Regions from separate parts of the Homo sapiens genome. Here region 2 is linked to region 1. Evidence: chromatin loops called from intact Hi-C (ENCODE). Cell type or tissue: ascending aorta. All regions are shown on one strand. Region 1 overlaps PHKA2 (phosphorylase kinase regulatory subunit alpha 2). Region 2 overlaps CDKL5 (cyclin dependent kinase like 5).

Region 1 (2,500 bases):
TGTTTTTAGTTGGAGAAAAGGGCCGAGAAGGCTGCCCATGGGGCAGGCCAGGGTGGCATGGAGATTGGCTCCTTTCTTTCACCAGGGTTCTAAGGGGTGTCTGGCAAATGCAAAGAGCTTGCTAGCCCAGAAATGCTGAGTCTCAGGTGAAGAAAAAGGCTGATGCCAATAAATGCTGGAAAGACATTTTTGCCAAATATGAGGGTGAAGGGGCTAGACAGCTCAGAGCTACAAATGGCCTGTCAATTAGAATGAGCCCAAAAGGAGCACAAGAGGTCAGAGTCCATGCAATGAAGCCCTTATTGTGAACCCACAGAGGGGCCCGCCTCTGCGTTTTTCTCATCGTACCTCTCGGGTCGTCGAGGATGGGAGGACATAACCATCGATGGAGAGACCGTGGCACTGGAGGCAGAATAGAGCGCATTTCAGTCAGATTCCAGAATGGGATAAGCACATGCATGCACACACAGGCGTGCATGCACACACAGCACCCTCTGCCCTGGAAACCCATATGAGGGCTGGGACACGCCAGACTGTCAGAGTTATTTTTAGAGAGCTTGTTCTCACTGCCCACAGGCTGTGTTTTCGATGGAACAATTCTAGGGAACCCAGCAGGCATCTTTCAGATCTCCCCCGAACAATGCCCTAGGGGGCTGCCGAGTCCTCCCGGGAGGCTCCGCATTGTACTTGGCAACTGGGCCCGGGCGGCTGCGAGGCCCCTTTGGTGCCATAATAAAGGGGGATTTTCATGGCTCCTGCTGGGGAAGGGATGCTTCTGTGCCTTTGCAGGCATCTATTTTTGAGATTTCTATAATAAGCACCAATCACAAAAGCCTCCAGCACATGCACAGACATGCACATGCACACCCATGTATATAAATATCGAGTGCCAGCTCAACACAAAATGCTTTTTCATAATAGAAATATCTTGGTATTGCGCCAGTGAGTCCGAGCGGAAGCATGTGATGCCCCAGGAAGAGTGGGGAAATTTTCTAGGAACAGCTTGTTCTAGTCTAACTGGCCACCTTCTAAATCCCAGCACCCCGGCCTGGAGCGTCCCCAGTGGGCTGAGGGCAGAACAGCAGTGGACACTCCCACCCCCTTAAGAGAGGCGGGAAGTGGAGCAAGCACCATGAGCCCCTGCAGGATCCTGCCTGGGTCCCAGGAGTCCAGCTGCTCGGGCAGGGCCTGCTCCGACCTCCTCACATCCCTCTGCGGTGGCCGTGAGGAATACCTTGGGGCCCATGAAGCACAGGGGCCCCTGTTACAGAAAGAACCTTGAGCAAGTGGTGCCATGGCTTTGGGAAGGGGGCTGTTGTATGCTGTCACTGGGATTATTTTTTCTCTTCTCTCCCACTGTGAAATGAACTAAAAAATAGTTCTGGGGGGAAAAAAATGTCTTGGTTTGCACAGCTTTTAAGCGAGGCACACTGTCCTTCCATTCAAGGGAAAAGACAGGGAGGGCCTGGTGCAGCCCAGGGAGCTGCATAAACTCTCTCGGGCTGATGCAGAAGGGAGACACTGGGGGGGTACAGAGAATGCTGCCCCCCTCCTTGACAACAGGCGCTCAGGGAGGTGCTCCTGTGCTCAGGTACAGGCACCACAGTTCCCAGGGACAACAGCTGGGGAGACGTGAACGGCCCCAGGCAGATGGGAAGCGCAACAGCCGGCTGGCTGAGGGGAGTGGGGCCCCAGGGTGTGAGGGAGATTGTGCCTTCAGGGCACACAGGACCTGGGGCTAAACTGGAAGCTCTCCACCTCTGTACACCTTGGGACTGAACACGGCAGGTACCCTGGGAGGGTGGGGCTCAGTCACATCGCTGAACAGCAGGGACACTACTCCTGCCTGGATGTGCGGGAGGCTGGGGGGCTGGCCTACTCCAGGCCCCTCCTGAACTGTCATTCCAGGTTCCAGGCCTGTAGGTGCTGCTCTGGGTGGTTTTACAGGGTTTTCATCTGAAGCCTCCCAGCCTTTCCCTGTTCTTCTATGTTCCTAAAATACGTCCAAGTTGGTCCCACACAACCACAACCTAGACTGCCACCTTGTCTTACTTGCTGTGGTTCTCAACTGGGTTGATCTGCCTCCCACGGGATGTTTGATAATGCCTGGAGACACTTTTAGTTGTCACACGGGGGTGGGGTGGGGAGAAGAGATGGCTGCTGGCATCTGGCGGGTAGAGGCCAGGGATGCTGTAGACATCCTACCACGCACAGGCCCCCTAGCAGAGAATGCCTCGGCCCCAGGTGCCAACAGCGCTGAGGCAGAGAAGCCATCCTCAGGGCTGTGTGTTTGCTCGCCTGGAGGTGCCACCATGCCTTGCCAGGACAGTAAGGGGACGGTTCACTTCCCCAGGAGCTCGCGTCTCGGCTTACCTTCTGGAGGATCTTCCACACCCTCTGGTAGAATCCCACGGGGACCCTGTTGATGGCCCCATCCAGCCTTCTCCTGCGCAGCCACTGGCCCTGCCGCTCACCCCAGCCGATGTGATGTCCTCCCGAG
Region 2 (2,500 bases), 350 kb before region 1:
CCTACTTTTTAGTATGATGAATAATTTTCTACTGAAACCTGGACATTTTGGATGTTATGTCATTAGAATCTGGATCTTATTTAATCTCCTGTTTTTCTTGGCCTTCTTTGACACCCCTTCTGGAAAGGAGGGGAATGGAAGTTGAGTTTTCTAATTCCACCTCCATTGACACCCACTGAGAGGGGCTCCTTGCTGCTGCTTTGTTGGGTGGGAATTCCAGCTCCCTAGGCCTTTGCTGACCACTGTGGCTGGAGGGCCAGGAGTATCTTGTGACCACTCCCCACGTTGGCCTCCACTGACACCAGCCTGGCGGGGGATTAGACATGTTCTCTTCGCAGCATTTGCTGGCATGGGTAGGGCCCCAGTTTTCACTGTTTTGTGGCTGGGGTAGAGTAGTTATTGTCTAAGGTCTTTTGTCCTGCTAGGCTGTTCTTTTCCTGGTCCTTTAGCTGGAGAAGAGAAGGCTTTTGTTGGGGCTCTTTGTCTGTGCCCATGGGCTCTTCTGGGTTCTTTATTGAAGTATTTTTATTAGGGTTGCTTTAAAATCTCTGTCAGATAATTCCAGCACCTGCTTCATCTCAGTGTTAATGTCTCTTAATTGTCTTCTTTCATTCATTCAGGTTGTGATTTTCATGGTTCCTAATATGATGATTTTTTTTTTTTTTTGTATCCTGGTCATTTTGGATATTGCAAGACTCTGGATCCTATTTAATGTGTGTTTTAGCAGGTAGCCACCCAGTTGAGGTATAGGATAAGGGCAAATGTGTATATTCAATTTCCCTCTTGGTCCCATTGATACCACCTCCGCAAAAGCTCCACTTTTACTCACGCTGCCTCATTGTAGATGGGTGAGGTGGATGTTCAGCTCCTCATTTGGCCCCACCAACACCTCCCCAGTGAAATCGGATCTCAGATTTGCACCTGCCTTATTGCCTCTGCTACATCTTGCAGACGCTACCCTGGCCGGGGAGTCAGAGGTGCTACGGCCTGATGGGCAATGAAAGATTAGCTCCTTGGTCAGCCTCACTGATCTCATCAGGCAGGGAATTCTAACAGTGCCGCCTGCTTTCTCGGGATGTGTATGTGTAAAAGAGTGTTTTCCTACTTGGGCCTGCTGAAACCTCAGTGGGGTGGTGCTGCAGTTTTTCCATTGCTGCAGTTTTTCCATTTTCTTTTTGGCAGTACCCTCCCTGTTGCCTGGAATAGGGAGGGTATTGCCAGAAAGATTTTCAGTTGTTAGCCTACCCTTTTCCTGGTCTTTTGGCTGAAAGAACAGGTTTTTCTTGGAGCTATTTTTTTTTTATTTGTCTATCGGTGCCAGGTTGAAGGCTTTTGAAGCACCTTATTGGGCATATATGGGAGACAATAAGGAAACCCAGGAACTTGCCTCTCAAGTGCCGAAGTCCCTATGCAGTGTGCCATCTTCTTTCCATCTTGGCTTCCTATGTACGTTTTTGTGTCACGGTCAAGGATTTTTAGTCTTAAGGAAGAGGACCTGGAAGGAGTGGGGCTGCTCCATCTTGACCAGAATGAGAAGTCTGTGTGTGCATGTGTTTAATATATAATGAAAATTCTAAAATCTGTTAACACCGTTTTGTATAATAGTAACATATTTTAATATTTAAAGAATAAACAATAATTTATTCTTCAAATATACTATGTATCAGGCACAGTGATTGACCCTTGGGTCTGCAGATAGGACTGAGACATAATCCTTACTTTCAAATAGCTGATAGTTTTGTAGAGTTCAAAGACCTGTGGAATCAATTTTAATTTGCCCCATTATACTCAGATGGAAACCACTCACAATTCTTTTAGAAATAAAAACAGAATCTAGCTTCATACTACCTGGCTGGTAGTATTGTGGGAGTTTCCTCCCCTCTCATTGGTTGAGATAAGCCTCCTTTGGTTTATGAGGTACTAGGCAAATGAGGAAGTGGTCTAGTGCTTAGTGCCTTGTTGTTACTCTGGTTACAATTAAACCCTTTGCCAGGAGCTGCCATCCAGTGGGTAGTGCTTCCCTGGCCCCAACTCTCCAGGCTATGGTGCTTAGTAATCAGACAGGTGGAATCTCCGCAAGTACCACAACTGTCAGAAGTCCTGAACACCCCTCTCTGCCTCATGCAGAAGCTGTGGTCCCATGATCCTCCCACTCCTGGAGGAACCTTAACTCTATTGGATGGGAAGTTCAGCTCTACTGCCTTTGTGAGTCTGGGCTTTATAATCATAAGGGCTGTTAGTTCTCTCCATGGGCAGGAGAAACTAGATCTCAGGGATACAACCCCATGATCTCTGAGTTCCTTTGGAAATTTGGTTTTGATGATTTGGGAATGCCCAAAAGTAGAACATTTCTGAACTTTCTCCTTGATGGTAGTGGGTGATAATGGTGATACTGTTTTTTTAACTCATGTGTGTTCTAAGCATTTTACTTGTATCTTCTCATTTAATCCTAATAGCAACCTCAGGAATAAGTGATATTATTATATCTGATTTTCTCCGG

What was found. Peaks named below come from ENCODE experiments on the same cell type or tissue, not always from the same donor. Only the 100,000 strongest peaks of a DNase experiment are listed, where the experiment ranks them.
Region 2: a loop joins it to region 1, with 4 times the contacts of the local background. A loop is called at or near these places in 1 of 110 quality-filtered maps.

What each region holds. Positions count from the first base shown.
Region 1 is chrX:18,894,790-18,897,289 of GRCh38, forward strand. It overlaps PHKA2 (phosphorylase kinase regulatory subunit alpha 2), which reads right to left. Exons shown (of 33, transcript NM_000292.3): 30 at 2,374-2,500; 31 at 349-402. It overlaps PHKA2-AS1 (PHKA2 antisense RNA 1), which reads left to right. Exons shown (of 3, transcript NR_029379.1): 3 at 1-186. Among named protein-coding and RNA genes, the nearest start is that of PHKA2-AS1, 5.7 kb to the left of the region's middle. In ascending aorta, a CTCF peak has its summit at 1,063; DNase peaks (open chromatin) are centred at 591 and 1,032; H3K4me3 peaks cover 264 bases; H3K27ac peaks cover 2,408 bases.
Region 2 is chrX:18,542,009-18,544,508 of GRCh38, forward strand. The region is part of intron 3 of CDKL5 (cyclin dependent kinase like 5); the gene reads left to right. Among named protein-coding and RNA genes, the nearest start is that of CDKL5, 120 kb to the left of the region's middle. In ascending aorta, no CTCF peak of the experiment used is centred here; a DNase peak (open chromatin) is centred at 1,043; H3K27ac peaks cover 1,655 bases.